Regions from separate parts of the Mus musculus genome. Here region 1 is linked to region 2. A link is a loop called in an ENCODE intact Hi-C map of the cell type or tissue named here. Cell type or tissue: gastrocnemius. All regions are shown on one strand. Links, peaks and the distances in the headings refer to the core of each region. The heading gives the core; the rest is flanking DNA.

Region 1 (8,000 bases), core at 1-8,000, 580 kb after region 2:
GGTTAATTCCTGATGGTAATTAACTCAATCCTGTGTGCACAATAAAGGTTAAGAGGTGAGTACATCAAAACCCTTCGTAAAGAACATGTCACATCTTCCAAAAACATGGGTTCTGTAGATTGACTACGGGTCACAACCTACATACGGATTACAGAAGGACAGGATCTATAGATTGACAAGCTCACAATAAGGACCTCAGGAGGCTCTGACGTGGCCTCCACCACACAGATAGCACCAAGCTTACCAGGCCATTAACCATGTGAGAGCCAGGTTATGGATCCCTTTGAAGAACAACCCTGTGTGTTCAACATTCTTGTTCCCTACTGTTTTTCTATGAACACAAGAACCTTCTCTCCCACATGCATGGATTTCCAACTATTCAGGTGAGGAAGTCTGGCCACATATTGAAGTCTTGTCTGAGATTTTTAGTAATATTCTTTACTCTGACAACTAATGCACTATTTTTTCAGTCCCCCCTCCTTCTTTATCCCTTCATGATCTAAACCTCTTTACTCTTTTTTTCTTCTATTCTTTTTTTTTATTTGGGTTGGGATTGAAAATAGTTTGAAATGGCAGTGTCTCATGCCCTTCAATACACCCAGGAGCAGACATAGTGTTTCTTCTGTGTGTAGATCTCTTTAGTGTCTAAGGTATTCTGTAGCTCTTGTGCCCCCATTTAGCTTATTTGTGAAACAAAAAAAAAAAAAACCCCAGTTGCCTAGCTTTCACCTCTAAGCTGCCAGGTCATATGACACATCACAGCTCGATCGTTCCGAAGATCTGTGCATCATTTGCACATAAGATACAGCCGAGCTTCCAAGTATATTCGCTGTTCTTAAAACAAATGATCTAATCAGAGCCTAATGTCTTCATCTGTCTTACAGAACTCGAGTAATGACTTCAAAAGTTCTCAGTAGTACATATTATTTAATATTATCATTGGATTTATAATAGCGTCAGGACAACAAGACACTTGGCTAAGTAAGATATGTTCCAACATCAACAAGAATGGAGTCCAACAGAAACAAGCATGGAAAGATTTACAATCAAGCATTTATAATAATTTATCAGTATAAGGGAAGGTGCATGGTGTTTGGGATAGGGGGAGCTATGAGACAGGTGTTTAGAAAAAACTCTCAGTTGTGGTTGCTTATTGGGCAAATGAGCTTATTCACATGTAGTGGCTTTTCTCCCTGCCTAAGCTTCAGTAAGAGGGAAAGGTTCTAGATAGCACACCCAGCCTATATAAGGGGTGCTTTCAGGAAAGATGTGCTCAGGCTGGAGGTCAGGCTTTGCAGTACTGAGAGGCAAGAGTCCTCTGGTATCTATAGAGCATCTATGACTGATTTGTTTGAACAATATGGCATGCAAAAAAAGAGGCTGAAACTCACTAATCAAGGTTAGGCAGGGACTACATCTGGTCCCACAACAAGGAGACTTATTCGGAAGTGACTTAGCAGAGTGGAGGGGGAACTTGCAGTGAGGCTGATGCTGCCTCTCCTGATTTCAAAAGATGTCCAGGCAGTATGGAATAACCAACATTACCAGCAAGCCTTGCTTCCCAGCCTGTGGCAAGCACCATCTGAACTCAGTCTAAAGATGACATAGCAGGAGGAGAGGGACTTACAGGGGATTATGGGCACTGCACTCTGCTGTGTAGCAAGGGGTGCCTGGTCTGTGTCACTAAAACATCAGCGGCAGGTAGTGATAGGAAAAGCAGCTGGAAGGGAAGACAGAGGATGCTCACAAGTGGACTTGTAAGCCAGATAATGGGTTAGATACTATTACAGTATTCCACATTAGAACAGACAGATACTTACACTATTCTGTAAGAGGCTATAGTATGAGTTAGGGTTAGACTATTACAGATTTTTTTGTATTATGCCAGACAAGGAATTAAACACCATTACACTATTTTAATGTTAAAGAGCATTCTTTGAAAAAAATTATTAGAGGGTCTCATAATTCTGGGAATGAACTGTTTAAAAATTCTCTACTAATTTCTTTATCGCATGATATTTCAGCATCAGTCACACATCTGTAAGCCTCCAAGATGGAATACTTCACTGGCTAATCTCTTTGAACTGAGAACATTAGTCCTTTTAGAAAAATCTCTTTCCAGAGCATCAAATAACTGTTCCAGGGAACAAATTTTTAAAATTCCTGTTATAGCTAATGAGTGAAGCATTAAAAAAGATTTCAAGCTGGGAGTGACAATGTCCTGCTTGTATTTTAAATTAAGCATTCCATTGGGATAGAGGGAAATGGATTTGAAAGCCTCAAAATGTGAGCAGTTACTGAATCCAGTTTGGACGTTATGAAAACAATACAGGAACACTATCAAAAAAAAAAGAAACACAGTAATAGAAACAGAAAAAACTGGACATCTGAAATACATTTTTATTTTTATTAGTGGGTGTTGGTAGAGTTGGATCATGTTGCCGTCACAAACACCAGGATCCCGGTACATTCTCATGAAGACAATTTCTATCCTGATTACACAAGATAAGCATCTCTGCTGAGTTGGGGGGGGAGGGTCATTTGCTCTCTCTCTCTCTCTCTCTCTCTCTCTCTCTCTCTCTCTCTCTCTCTCTCTCTCTCATCCCCCTGCCCTGCCTTCTGGTGTGAAATCTGTTTCATGATGTGACCTTTATTGCATACCTTGACGCAGGTCACAAAGTTACTCAGTCACAAAATCCTAACATGAAGGGCATCTGCCATTTACCCACTGACTAGAGTCACATGACCCTGCCCAGCTGCAAAGGCACTTCTCTAATCTTTGAAGAGGTCCTAATGCCTTTCAAACAAAATGGGAGAACCAGTCGTGGGTGACTAGATGAAGTGACAGTGCTAGGAACTGGCCACAGGAGGATACCAGAACACAGTTGTAATGTTTGAAGGACAAATGGTATCTTCCATTTCAAATATCTGGGAATCTTGTGTGCCCAGTGAATTTTCATTAGAAACTTCTGATGGCAATCTCAAGAGAAGGCTCTGTTCTAGAGAGGAGATTTCAGTGTCATGATTCAGTAGCTAGATCCAAGAGAGGAAGTATCACCTGAGAGAGAGCCTCTCAAAGAACCACTGAAGTTTTTAATGGGAGAAAAAAAAGTCAAAGATGAGGAAAGGAAATGGCTCAGGAGATGGACCTAAAATGTGAATTCAAAGGAACCAAGCAGCTGAGAGTCCCACCTGACCTCTAGAGGACAAAAGGACGAGGGACACATTTAATTGGCAAGTCAAGAGGGCACTGAAGATCTCAGCAGGAGGATTGTGCTAAGGGTGAGGACTGACTTGTTTCTACAGTGAGAAGGAAGAAGGGAGGTGGAAAGATTCCCTCCCATGAAGCAGCCTCATAGAAAGATGCCCTTACTCCCAAGCCTCTTCCTCAACCCCAATAATTCATCATTTATTTATGTCTCCCTAACACTGGGTTTCAGGGACACAGATGAGCTTCCTTCCCTTAGGATAGGCTCGGCTAAACTTGTCCCTCGGCTTTCCAAAACATCTGTACATTTTCTTTTATTTTATCACTTTTCCCATTATACTGGGTGCATGTTTTTGTTTGTGATTGGTTGGTTGGTTGGTTGGTTGGTTGGTTGGTTGGTTGGTTGGTTGGTTGGTTGGTTGATTGATTGGTTGGTTGGTTTTATCTCACTCTTAATTGTGAGCTCTGGACTGGGAGAATAAATAGCTCAGTGAATAAAAGCACTCTGGAAGGAAGAGGACCCACGTTCAAATCTTTTTTTTTTTACCCTGTGTAATAACCAGGCATGGTCACATGTATCTATTACCCAACATTGAGGGGCAGAAAAAAGCTGTTACAGAGACTCTCTGGTTTACTAGCTTAGTCTTCACAAGAGCTTCTCAACCTTCCTAGTGCTGTAACCCTTTATACAGTTCCTCATGTTATGATGATTCCCAACCATAAAATTATTTCATTGCTATTTCATAACTGTAATGTTGCTACTGTTATGAATCATAATGGAAATATCTGTGATATGCAAACATATGGGGGTCTCAACTACAGGTTGATAGCCACTGGTCTAAACCATAAGCTTCCTGTTCAATGAGAGCTGTTGTGTCAAGGCAATAAATTGGAGTCAACTAGGGAAGTCACTTGATTCCTACCCTTGCCTGTACATACACTGTGGAGAAAGAGGCGCCTGAAGAATTGAAGGTGGTAAGGAACTGGCAGATATGAGGAGGCCAAGGTTCAGGTCCTGGCCCTGGTTGCTACCAAAGGCCCTATCTGTGTCTGTGTTTCTGCTGTAGCTGGGGTCTGTGTCCCAAGTTACCACCAAAGGTCAAGCAGATCTCTGTGGTCTGAGTTGCCCTGGGAGATCATGTGGATGATCTTCACACAGGGGGTTAGGGGCATGCTAATCTGAGTGGCTGTCATGCCACCTGAGACCATGGGGACATCAGAGCCCATGCTGCTGCCAGAGGCCATGTCTGAGTCCTATGGCAACTGAGGTCTGTTTTGATGTCCCAGGCCTATGTTACTACTCAAGGACATGCAGATGTTCCTTGTCTGGACTGTACTGTGCTGAGCTAGCCCTGCCCCCTACTGGCCACCACACCTGGGAGGGTTGATCCTGCCCCTTGCCTGGGCAGCACACTAGAGCTGACCCTGATTAGGGAAGTGGGGTGAGCAGGTCCCCAGGGCATGAACATGGGAAAGCTGGCCCCGCCCCTTGCTGGCTATGGCACTGAGTGAGCTAGCCAGGGCTGTTCTGGAAAACTCACCCTGGTGATGCAGGTGCAGGGGAGCTGATGGGCCAACCAACTCAGATATCTTTGAGTTGGTCCACCCCAGCATCTACCCTATCTGTGACCTGCTGGAAAGGGTGAAAGGGCAGGTCCTACAGATCCAAAGCTGCAGGATCTCCATGACACAGGACAACAAGAGGATACCTGAGAGGAGTCCCAATGAGGATCCAGTGTTGATCTTGATAGTATAGCAAAAGCCAGAGGTCTCAAAACAGACCAATGACTCATTGCAAGTAAAGATGTGTGAACAAGGGGGAACCCTGTGTGACACACTGTGGCACACTATAGCTTCCACGACAAGACTAATTCCATCTTATTTTATTTTGTCAGGTAGCTTGCAAGGGCAGATAGGAAGTGACTGGAAGATAAGTCCTAGTGCTGGAACTGCACCCCCATTGGGGGTTATGAAGTTCACAAAGATCAATAAAAAGTTTAATTTTTTTTTCATTATTCTAGACATCCTAAAACCTTACCAATGTGTCTGGGCATAGTAGTCATATAGTAAATGCATTTGTTTTTATGTAGCTGTGTTAAGTTGCTTCATCCTCATAACCCTGGGAAACAATTATAATTAGTACCATGCCATAGAGTAGGCAGCTGAAAATAGGGATGGCTAAAACTTACCAAAGTGACCCCTAGCAAATGATGAAATGGAAAACAGGATCCAGTGCTTGGATTCCACGTGGGTTTCTCTCATCATAAGAACTTTGATGTCCCCAGATATAGCTCTCTCTTGTGAGACTATGCCGGGGCCTAGCAAACACAGAAGTGGATGATCACAGTCAGCTATTGGATGGGTCACACGGCCCCTTATGGAGGAGCTAGAGAAATTACCCAAGGAGCTAAAGGGAACTGCAACCCTATAGGTGGAACAACAATATGAACTAACCAGTACCCGGGAGCTCTTGTCTTTAACTGCATATGTATCAAAAGATGGCCTAGTCGGTCATCACTGCAAAGAGAGGCCCATTGGACTTGCAAACTTTATATGCCCTAGTACAGGGGAACACCAGGGCCAAAAAGGGGCAGTGGGTGGGTAGGGGATTGGCGGGGGGTGGGTTTGGGGGACCTTTGGGATAGCATTGAAAATGTAAACGAGGAAAATACCTAATTAAAAAAAAAGAACTTTGATGTCTTTTTCTCCTGGAATAATATATTGAAAGTTATATGTCACTTCTCAAATTCTTCATTATATTCAAGGATTATGGTACAGAGTGAGATATCTGTATATTGACCAATATGTCAAACTATCATCCCAGAACATACAGTCTTGCCTTGAGCTCACTGTCGGACATACTACAGTGTATAGTATTGAATAGGTTGTACTATACGCTATGTCAGGTCCACAGGAAACTCAGAACAAATGGCTAGCTGAGGTGCCTATTAGTGTACCAAAGTGCATGCTGGCCTTACTCAGCATCCAAGCATCCTTCACAGAGTCCATGCTGGCCCCCTGGCTCTTCTCAGCTCTTCTTATTCTGCCCCTGCCCCAAACTTCTCCAGCTCATGGGCTTCTCTTCCCCAGCTTCTCATTCCTATTTAACCCTGCCATTTTGGCCACGCTCTCTCTTGGCCCTCTCTCCTCTCTGTCGTCTTCTCTCTTACTCTCCCCTTCTTCCTCTCTCGTAGCTCTGTCTATTCTGCTGGTCAACTTCACTCTCCTACTTTTTCTCCTTGCTCCGGACTTATCAAAATGTCTCTGGCTACACTCTCCCTCATATCTACAATAAAAACCTCCCCCTGAACCATACCTTAGATGTACAAACACCTTATACATGTGGTGCCTAAAGCCCTACTTTATACACTATAGTGAACTGTACTACAGCATTCTGTACGATGCTGTGTTGATTAGCTCTGGTCAAGTCAACACAAGGTAGAGTCATCTAGGAAGGGAGATACTCGATTGAGAGCATGCTTTCATAAGATTGGCCAGTTGCAAGTCTATAAGAAATTTTCTTGAGCTTTGATCTAAGACAAACCAGTCTACTATGGATCATGCCACCTCTGTGAAGAGGATCCTAGGATCTATTTTTTAAAGGAAGCTTTTGGAAAGAACCCAGATGCCCCTCAGCAGAGGAATGGATACAGAAAATGTGGTACATTTACACAATGGAGTACTACTCAGCTATTAAAAACAATGAATTTATAAAATTCTTAGGCAAATGGATGGATCTGGAGGATATCATCCTGAGTGAGGTAACCCAATCACAAAAGAACACACATGATATGTACTCAGTGATAAGTGGATATTAGCCCAGAAGCTCAGGATAGCCAAGATACAATTTGCAAAACACATGAAACTCACGAAGAAGGAAGACCAAAGTGTGGATACTTCGACCCTTCTTAGAACGGGGAACAAAATACCCATGGAAGGAGTTACAGAGACAAAGTTCGAAGCTGAGATGGAAGGAAGAACCATCCAGAGACTGCTCCACACAGGGATCCATTCCATAAACAACCACCAAACTCAGACACTATTACATATGCCAGAAAGATTCTGCTGACAGGACCCTGATATAGCTATCTCTTGTGAGGCTATGCCAGTGCCTGGCAAATACAGAAGTGTATGCTCACAGTCATCTGTTGAATGGAACACAGGGTCCCCAATGAAGGAGCTAGAGGAAGTACCCAAGGAACTAAAGGGGTCTGCAACCCTATAGGAGGAACAACAATATGAACTAACCAGTACCCCCAGAGCTTGTGTCTAGCTGTGTATGTAGCAGAGGATGGCCTAGTTGGCCATCAATGGGAGGAGAGGCCCTTGGTCTTGCAAAGACCATATGCCCCAGTACAGGGGAATGCCAGGGCCAGGAAGCAGGAGTGGGTAGGCTGGTGAGCAGGGCTGAGGGAGGGTATAGGGGACTTTTGGAGAGGAAACTAGGAAAGGGGATAGCATTTGAAATGTAAATGAAGAAAATATCTAATAAAAAAATAAATAAATGTGGGGGAAAAAAGGCAAGCTTAGTAAGCCACAGAAAACAAGCTAGAAAGCAGCATCCGTGCAGGTCTCTGTTTCATTTCATGCGTCCAGCTTTCTGTTAAGTTTCGGTCCTGAGTGCCTTGAGTGGTCAGCATGTAAGCCTTGGGACAAGGAAATCCTTCACTCCCCATGCTGGCTCTCTCAATGTTTCATCACAGCATGAGAAAAACAAGCAGTGCATGTACTGTATCGTTCTGTACATCACTTCAAACGCTGTACCGTAGCAAGTCAAACCTTGTAAATTTGC
Region 2 (10,161 bases), core at 1,089-9,088:
GCTCCCCAACACAGCTCCATGATAGATGTTCTAGTTCAGAAGCCCATGTACTTTCCAGGAATGAAGAAGTGGTAAGAGGGCAGAATAGAGATAAGGTATAAGGTTATACAAACAAACCAGGGTTCTCTCAGAAGCTTCATCTCCTTTCAGACGATGTCTCACAGGACATCGTGCTTAGATTCTCTCTTACAGTAATAAAGAAGATGAAAAGGTGAGTTTGTGTGTATGTTGCTCATTTGTTCCACACAGCACTAAAGGCTAAACGTAACTGCAAGAGTTGATCTAAATGAAGCAGAGTGCACAAGGCCAACTGATGGCTGTTTCGGCCTCCCATTGCAATAGTTAGTATGAGCAGGTCTTTCTACCAGCTTCAATCTGACTGAATTTGTGGGTTTAACAGGAAACCTAGTAGAACACTTGTCTAATTTTGATTAATTTTATTGTGGACTTCAAACATACTGTTTTTCCTGAACATTTTCTATTTTATCCCTGGCACTGAGATTGGACATAACAACACTTGCCTTTCAAATTATAGTCTGTCCTAGTTAGGGTTACTATTGCTGTGACTCAACGCCAAGACCAAAAGCAAGATGGGGAGGAAAGGGTTGATTTGGTTTATGCTTCTACATCACTGCTCATCATTAACAGAGGCCAGGACAGGAACAGTGCAGGAACCTCCAGACAGGAGCTGTTGCAGAAGCCATGGAAGACTGGCCAGTTACTTGGTTTGCTCAGCCTGCTGTCTTATAGAACCCATCTGCCTAGGGTGGCCCCACCCACAATGGGACAGGCCCTTTCACACTAATAAAGAAAATTCCATACAAGCTTGCCTACCGCCCAGTCTTATGGAGATATTTTCTCAACGAAGGCCCCTGCATCTTCAGTGCATTGTGTTAAGTTGACATTAAACTAGCCAGCATTTCTTTTAGACAGGAATAATTCTGGGTCAAAAACTTTGAAAGAAGGCTGGTGACTGCATCCCTCCACAGTGGGATGCGCCTAATCCTGTAGAGTTGCCGCCCCCAGGGGAGGGGAATGAGGAGGGCAAATGAGTGAGGGGCATCTTCTCAGAGGCCAAGAGGGGGTGGAGAACTCTTAGAGGGGAGACTGAGAAGGGTGGCAACATTTGCAATGTAAATAAATAAAACAATTTTAAAGTATTAACCAGCACAACTGACCCCTTATCAAATTGAGACACAAACACATAACTACTAAGTCACAACTTCCCTTTCTATTTTTTAATCCTTAAGATCTCCCACTAAAAACATAAATAACTTTAAAAGTCTCATAGTTAAATCTCTTTAAAATAACTAAACTCCAACAGTGTAAATGACTCAAACATCTGGGATTCATTCATGATCTTCAGAGTTCTTCCAAAATGCTTGGGTCACTTCCATGGCACTGCCCTCTGCAGAACGCAAGGCTTGTCTCCTAGGCTCAGGCCAGCTCCATCTCACACCTGCTGCTGTCTTGGCAAGCATCTCTTGGTACTGACATTTCCAAAATGCTGGAATCTTTTGCTGCAGCTAGACTGTACTTCACCAACAGTCTCTCTCTCCTCAAGGACCCCAAGTTACCTAGCAGAGCCAAGGCTCAGCTTTTCTCCAAGACCCTTGGATGCCTCAGAACCAGCACCACCTGGGTGACTCTTACACTAGCAAGTTCTCCTGCCATCTGCCATCACGAGGTACAACCTTTGCGGCTTCTGAAGCACAGCTTGCATTACTGAGTCTGAGGAACCACCTCCCAGAAGACTTCACCTCAATAAGTGCTGGTTTCTTCTTAGTCATTGATTATTTCTCAGATACAGGCTTCAATTTAGTGGTTCTTGTGTGCTGACCACTGCTGACTCTTCAGTCCCATCTAAACAGAACTGCAGATTATTGATTCAAAATAGTAAATGGCTCTGAGAGTCATCAAAGTGCTCTCAAAAATCCCTCTGATGCCTTCATTTTCTGCATTGCTCTCCACATTCTTAGGTTCCAAGCTCCCACAAAAGAACTTCACCAAAACTACCAAAGTCATTCCACAACACTACCCAAAAGAAATCATCAGGTCTCTCACAGAAATACAACTATTGTGCTTCCAATTTCTATCCTAGTTACCTTTACTATTGCTGTGATAAAACACCGTGACCAAAGAGTAAATTAGAGAGGAAGGGGTTTATGTGACTTCCATATCCATGTTCATCATTAAAGGCATTAAAGGATGTCAAGACAGGAATTCAAACAGGACAGGAACCTGGAGACAGGAACTGATGCAGAAATCATGGAAGGTTGCTACTTACTGGCTTGCACCTTATGGCTTGTTCAGTCTGGTATCCTATAGAACTAAGGACCGCCTAACCAGTGATGGCCCTATCCATAATGGGCCAGACCCCTCCCATATCAATAAATACTTAAGAAAATGTCCTCAAGTTTGCCTACAGCCCAGTGTTATGGAAACACCTTTTCAGCTGAGGTTTCCTTGTGCCCAGTGACTCTGGCTTCTGTCAAATTGAGATAAAACTAGACAGCTCACTCTGTAAACTGAAATCACAGACGAAAATAAAAAGTCTTAGAGCTAGCCACTGAAGAGGTCCTAAGCCTGGGAATGTGTTGCTGCTGGAACTTCAGTCTGGGAAAGTGTCCTAGAAGGAAAAGGTGAAGAAGATGAAAAGGCCTCACCAAATATAAACCAGATGCAAATCAAAGTTGTAGAGAAGGCCATCTGCTCCAGGAAGGAACAGGGAGGATGAGCAGGTAAACATTCTGAGCTTTGGGGAGGTTTCAGTGAAAGGCAATACAAAGTTCAAGAGGAAAGAGAATGGTAGTGAGATAAGCAGGAAGCAAAATAAGCAAGAACAAAGACAAAACACACTGACTCATTTAGGATGGTTATTAATTACATACATTAGGGAAAATCAGCCTAGCACCAGTGGGTACAATTTATTGCTAAGGGGTCAAGCTAGAGATGGGGAATACAATGAAGGTACTCTGTTCCAATTGCCTAACACAGGGGTGTAAGCTCAAACAGTACCAGAGGATTTGGAAATGCAAAGACCAATTTCATAGATATTAAACAAGTTCAAAATTAAAAAGCTTATTAACCAGGTGCTCTCGAGCAGGGAACAAAGGGAGTCCACACAGCTGCACGGCAGAAATGAGGATAGAAGTTTCAAGTAGCTCCTGTCTTTTTCATTCACTCACTGACTCCACATGAGTTAATGAGAGTTAAACTGGTTTTCATAAGCTTGGTGCATTTCAGGTAAAGACATACCTTACTCTAAGGATACAGGCATAGCTATGGGTACATCATGTCAGGCCCTGAAACAGCTCAAGTACAAAAAGAATCGGCAGCCTGACACAGAGAGGCCCATGATCCACACACACTGCCTTTGCATTGCTGATTATCTAAATGTGCACTTGTGTGTCCTCCACAACTTGCCTATTGCGAAGAATGTCACAATAAACTTGGAGATGCAGGGATCTTTTTGTTGTGTATATTTTAGTCCTTTGGATATATGCCCCTAAATACAGTAACTGGATCATGGCATGGGCAATGCTTACTATTGTTACTGTTCGGTTTTGTTTTTTAATATGAACACACAAACACAAGAAACAAAAAGCAAGTGACAAATATCAAATAGAAATTATATCAAATTACAAGACTGTCCAGAGCACCAAAACAACCAACAACGTGCTTTTGTACTTTCATCAAGAAGCCACTTCCTAGAGCAACTCGAGAGGACAAAGGGGAAAACAAGCAGCACTAGCGTCTGTTAAGCTAAGAGCAGGCTTCTTCACATTGTGTTTCCATGGAGAGCTACTTAGTAACCTTCAAAACTACTATCAATGAAACAACAGACTTATCATTTTGAATACAACACCAATGAAAGAGCAAAATCTGATTAGTAAAAAATATTTTTCTAAAACCCATAAGAAACATGATGGGAGCCTCACACAGACAATGCAAATACAGGATTACATAAGGAAAATGGCAGCATGCAAACAACTGCATTTACATCCCAAGGCCAGAGAAAGCAAAAAAGATACGCTGGGGAAGAAAGAAGCAACAGCAGTTTAAAATATGCATGTCCTATATCCCGTATTTCTATTATCTCTAACAGTGCATCCCTTCATGCCACCCCTGGTTTGAGAAAGCTTTGTTGAAGATTAAGTTCCCAAACTAACTCTGTATTCCCTATAAATGCATGCATCTTTAGTCTTTCCAAAATCCTGGTTCCATCTATGTTTATGTACTACGGAATTACTAGTCCTTAAGGAAAATAACATCAACAGATAGAGTCATGAATGTTATTTGCAATCAAATTAATAATGATACAGTATTGTGGTTGAATACCCGTTACATGTTAGGAATAGTTGTAGTTGATCAGGATATCTTGACTTCTCCACTCAGGAGTTCGATAATAGTATCTACTTCAGAGACATGCTGTATTAAGAAATGCTCAGTCTGACTAAATCTGACACAGTGTGAACCTAAACCATCACTGTATTTTATCAATGTCCAGAACGGTGCATCCTGGATTCTTTCCTAAAAGATGAGATTAAGCCTGTGAGTCAGTGGCCTGCCCAAAAAATATAAAAAAATATAAAAACCAGGACTCAAAGGGTTATTCAACAAATCAGGGGCTAATGTAAGTACCTATCTTGCTAATAGCTTCAAAATTACATGAGAAGGGAATCTACAAAAGACAAAAACAAAGATATCTTTATACGGTAGCCCTGCAATTATCACACTGAAGACACAAAGCCTATAAGAAATGATTTAAACTGTCAATAACTTCTAGCATAGAAGGAGAAAATAGGAGAAAGCAAATACCTCTGTAAAAATTTATACGTGTGTATTTTAGTATAATATATGCAATTTAACCTCACAAAGACAATGCAATTCCTTTTAAGAGTATGAAAACAAATACAAGGAAACTAGCAGTTAGAAGTAAGTAGTCTGCTGGTCTGGGCTGAGATATTTGCTATGACATTCTTAATGGGTAGCAGGGGATCCCTGGCTAAGATCCCTGGACATAGTACAGAATGGAGGGCATTTACACTTCACGTTCAGCAGCTGCAGAGAAACAGCAGGCTCCTAAGAAAGTCTCAGTATGTGTGTCTTTTTCACAAGGTAAATTTCTTAAAAGATAAACATAATTGAGTTCTCTTGTTTAACTAGTAAAATGCCCATCAATTTACCAAGACAGAATTGTTAACAGAAATTTCCCATAACAAGGTTTATTCCCCACCCAAAGTTGTGCCTTAATAATTAATATCAGTATGCATAATTGCACAATGGATGGCATGTTAACATGAGATAAAGAACTTTAGAAATCACATATTCTCATATTCTGCTTTCAAACTGATCCTATATCTGAGCAGGGATCGACACCAGAAAAATGTGTGACTGCACATCTGTGGAAAATTATACACCATATACCTGCTGGCCAAGCTAGCAGGAAAAGAAAGATCATCACTATCTTATAGCACAAGGAGATTCTAAAAGCCACGTAAATTCCACAGAACCATGATTATATGACCACACCAGGGGGCGCTCTTAACACTGAAATGATGGATGACATTTTATTCTACTTAGTGGTCTCGGCTGGCTGAAAAGAAAGGGTTTTTTTGTTTGTTTGTTTTTGTCATTTGGCTTTTTGGTTGTTATTTTTTAACCTTTGTATAACTATTTTTAAGTGCTCCTCTCTTGTACGTGCTCACTGACAGCACACAGATTTTCTTCTGCAGCCTACTGTTAGCACTAGGAAGCTAGTCTATCAAGGAAAGTTTTTTCTCCACTAGGAAATGTTTATTTTGGAAACATTGTGTCAACTTAACTCACATCAACCTCTTATTCTCCCTGTAGTTAGACTGATTACCATTAACATAAAGACATAACATGTTTTGATGAGCACAGACGTTTAAAATATATTACTAATGTAAATTAAAAAAAAAAAAAAACTCCCTATCAGAGGGACCTTTTAATTCCTTCCAGCCCCCCCCCTTAAAAAGGAAGTATGATTTGATGTGTGTGAGTGTGTGACAGAGACAGAGGGTGTGTGTGCATGTGTTTTGTGTGGGTTTGTGTTAATATGAAGAAAGCACTGTACAACTAACTGTGCTTCACCCTCAAAGGTTCTGTAAGCAATAACAGAAAGCTCTTGGATGAAAGTTGTGTGCTAGGACTGAGCCACACCAAAACAAGGTTTGTCCAGTACACATCTTGGGGTTCACAATGTGATCAAATATCCGAACAAATATCCGACAACACATTTGCGCTTAACACTTTCTGGTTTACTTGTATTCTTTGTAATAGTCTTACTTTTTGTTAGAGTGTTACAATTTTTTGGTTGTTGTTTTGGTTTGGTAGATACAGTCTCATAATGTAAAGGCTTGCCTCAATTTTGCTTTGTGGCCAACGATGGCATTGAAGTCCTGACCTTCCTAACTCTCAAGTACTGGAAGGAAACATGAGTACTAGAAATAAAATTTAAGAAACGTGTTAAAAAAAAAAAAGTTCTGTAAGCAGGTCTAGCAGACTTGAATTCACACCTGGAATTTACACAGTAGCCTAGACGGACCTTGAATTTATGATTGTCCTACCTCAGTCTTACCAAGTGGTAGCTACAACCACTGCCATGTGGCAGATACACTATTCTAAATGTTATTCAAAACAGGACATTGCAATGGAATCCTAATCTAGAGCGCTCTAACCCACTTCTCTAATGTTCTCATTACCTGCAAAGTCAGTCGAGAACAGACAAGAACAGACGCTCTCCTCAGAAGTTCTGACTCAGCTGCCTAAAAGCACAGAAGAAAAATCAATGTGAGTTTTCAGAGAAACAGAAAATGACAACAGGGAAATAGGCTATGCTACCCACAAAGGGTCACAATAGTACTCCATTAAAAGCAATGTTTGCACACAAAGGGCACCCAAGAAACATAAATTTTATGAAATGACTCAAACATGAAATGTAAGCAAAGTACGGGGCAAGACGTCATGTCATGCCTGTCTGCCTATGGTTCTAGGGACAGGGGCTTGTAAAGTGTTTCTCAGCCCCAGCTGAGATCACTGTTTTATCTGTAAGGAACCTCCTGAGTGATACCACCTGTAGTCAGGCAGGCATTAAACATTACTGCCACTGGGCGGTGGTGGCACATACCTTTAATCCCAGCACTTGGGCGGCAGAGGCAGAGAGGCAGAGGAGAGGCAGAGAGGCAGAGGAGAGGCAGAGAGGCAGAGGAGAGGCAGAGAGGCAGAGAGGCAGAGAGGCAGAGAGGCAGAGAGGCAGAGGGATTTCTGAGTTCAAGGCCAGCCTGGTCTACAGAGTGAGTTCCAGGACAGCCAGGGCTACACAGAGAAACCCTGTCTCGAAAACAAACAAACAAAAAGATTTACTGCCAAGATCCACCTCATATAGTGATGAAATTTAGGAAACTTGGAGGTGTCTCTTTTACATTTGTGCCCTAAAATCAATTTATGAGTAAACTAATACCTCTATGCTATGGAAATCAAATATTTTCATTTTATAGAAGTAGCAAAGATTTGAAGTGAAATAACATGAAGGAAATGCATACATCTACTTAATAGTTTCAACTGAAGTCCACCTGAGTGACAGCAAGCTCTCTTCCACAAAGCAGATGTTAACATGGTGTGGGGAAATGTGAACAGGCAAAAAAATAAGAGGACACGGAACAAACAGGAAAGGCACTGGCCTCAGAGTAGAAGACTCGATAGGAAAGATATGTTGAATGAGGAATCTGAAAACTGCCATTACCTACTTTATATCCTTCTTGGGGTTTGTCCTGAGACTTTCAGCAAAGTGCCATACAGCCAAAGCAACACAGAACAGAATATAATCTGACAGGAAAAGCTGTGAGTTCCTGCAAAAAGCTAAATCAAAGCAGTGGCACTAGTGTTCTCGGTGGTCCATCCTAGAAACACATCTGGAGATAGTTGATGTAAAGGAAGAGGTTAGTCCCCGTTAGGACTGGAATGGAGAGTAAAAGGCATACTAGCAACTGAAGGTCACATTTCAGTTGATGACAGAGACACAGCCAAGATATTAACAAAACTGAAAACTTGATGCCATTACACTTCCGCCAGCACTTAGGATTCTTGGATGAAAGCAAAGGGCTAAGGACTCAGAGATAGGAAAGAGCAACTGCATTTCCCTACTCACTCACCTGCTCAGATACCCAGTAGTTTTCAAGAAACGCCTGTGTTCCAGACACAGTTTGAGGACTAGGAAAAAAACAAAAGTGCTTGCATTCATGCAATCCACATTCTTGCAAGGAATGGGGATCCTAAACAAGAACTCATACGATACAGTGTTGTACTAAGACAGCTAAGCGTCATGATGATAAAGAGGTGAGCATTGTTAGGGCAATTGGGAACAAACAACAACAGCAAGAACAGGGCAGTAAGAACCCGTTTATATGTCCCTCCCCACAGAGAGAGAGTGGACTCGGGAACAGGCATATGAAGAAAAGAGGTCTCCAGTAGCAAGAAATGGCCAGTAGAAGGCCCTACACTTGGAAGGGTGCCTCCTCACTCACTCAAAGGACAACAATTGGAACTCAATAAAAAGAAATTAAGAAAAAAAAAGAACTAAGCACGTAATTTTTGCAGACAATAAAATAGGAAGAACTTTGATGAAGAGGAAATAGTTCAGAAAAATAAGGGACAAAATTTTCTCATTTGTAGATATGACTTGTAAAAGAACACAGAGTATGGGATGATACACATGTCTTTAATCTGAACAAGGGCAGCTGGAATTAGTGGTACAAAAAAAATCAGGTGATTAGAGAAACTGATTTGCTGCAGTGAGTTTGTGAAATATAAGTTGTTTAGCAGGCATAATTTTAAACACGTGAGATCCATGAGTGAGAGGCAAGAGAGAAGGATAAAGCAGAGACCTATCCACAGACTGTGTAGGCTTCAGAGTGGCCCACTCTCTTCAACCTCTGGTGTTCACACCCCACTATGACTCCCATCTCCTGGAGTGAAGGCAAACCTTCTAACTTGTTTATAACCCATAAAATGAGAGTAGTGACATAATTCACCAAATTACCATTATAATTACACTATTTCCTTATTACTATAGCCTTAAACAATTTCTCCAAAGTAAATACACATCAGGGAACCAGAATAAATAAGAACTAAGGACAGCTTCTAGCTGCCCATTTGCAAAGTCACCAGATTCCAAAGAACAAGCTCCTCCCATGGCCCTAAGGAAATAAATTCTTCCAACAATCCAAGCAAGTGTGGAAATAAATCTCAGCTCTCCAGGTAACATCCCAGTTGCAGATGACAGCCTGAGTGTGGTCATAAGCGAGGATTCAGCTGAGTTACGACTAGACTTCTGCTCCATAAAAACTGAGATTATAAAATGGGTGTTATTTTAAAATGCCAAGTTTATGGTAATTTGTTATGTACCAGTAGAAAGTAACATTAAACCCTAGGCGGCTGCAAAATTTAGAGGCCAGGGAGATATGTAAAGCAAAGAAAATGCGAAACAAGAAAAGGCAATGAAGTCAGAAAGAAATCAAGGGTTTTTATTTTTATTTATTTATTTTTTTCAAGAAAGAGATTGCTAGCTTTCTCCAAGAGGCAAAGGAAAATGGCAGGCTGGGACTGGAAGCTTCCAGGTACTGAGCAATCAGGGGTGCTGTAAGAAAGAAGGTCTGACCACGTCCTTCTGTCTTTAAGGTTCTTCTTCCCACTTCCTAAGACAAATGGTAAAAGGAGTTGATGTTCCACAGGGACTAGTACACGCCAGGAAGTATTTGCTTTCTTTCCGTTGTAGGTTCTCCCGCACTAATAATCCTAGTTCTTCAACTGAAAGCTTCTCGGCTGAATCTTACCAACGATGATGTATCTTGCCAAAGTTGTGGGAAGTAATGGGGCTTTGTAATCTAGTCAGTTGTTAACTGCTAAAGTAAATGACATTCAGTCTTACTCAAAGCCTTAGAAGACCCAATTAGTGCCAAAGTTGTGATACTTCATGTTTATAAGTCTTTGAAAGTTGGTATTTCAAAACTGGCTAAAAACACAGAATCACTGTTGGCTCATTTTAATTACTAAGTAGCTACCATAACCTATTTTTAAACTTTTTATTGTACAACATGCTTAGGTTGCCTTTTAATTTATTTTTTTCATAAAACAAAA

The links. A loop is a pair of places that touch in the nucleus more often than their neighbours do. Peaks named below come from ENCODE experiments on the same cell type or tissue, not always from the same donor. Only the 100,000 strongest peaks of a DNase experiment are listed, where the experiment ranks them.
Region 1: it touches region 2 in a loop (6-fold over the local background); 27 of 42 quality-filtered maps call a loop at or near these places.

Annotation. Positions count from the first base shown.
Region 1 is chr5:72,082,117-72,090,116 of GRCm38, forward strand. The region is part of intron 5 of Gabrb1 (gamma-aminobutyric acid (GABA) A receptor, subunit beta 1); the gene reads left to right. Among named protein-coding and RNA genes, the nearest start is that of Commd8, 82 kb to the right of the region's middle. In gastrocnemius, for the core only: no CTCF peak of the experiment used is centred there; a DNase peak (open chromatin) is centred at 4,626.
Region 2 is chr5:71,496,723-71,506,883 of GRCm38, forward strand. It overlaps Cox7b2 (cytochrome c oxidase subunit 7B2), which reads right to left. Exons shown (of 3, transcript NM_030052.3): 2 at 6,729-6,791. Among named protein-coding and RNA genes, the nearest start is that of Cox7b2, 46 kb to the right of the region's middle. In gastrocnemius, for the core only: a CTCF peak has its summit at 5,549 (motif pointing right); DNase peaks (open chromatin) are centred at 1,470 and 5,543.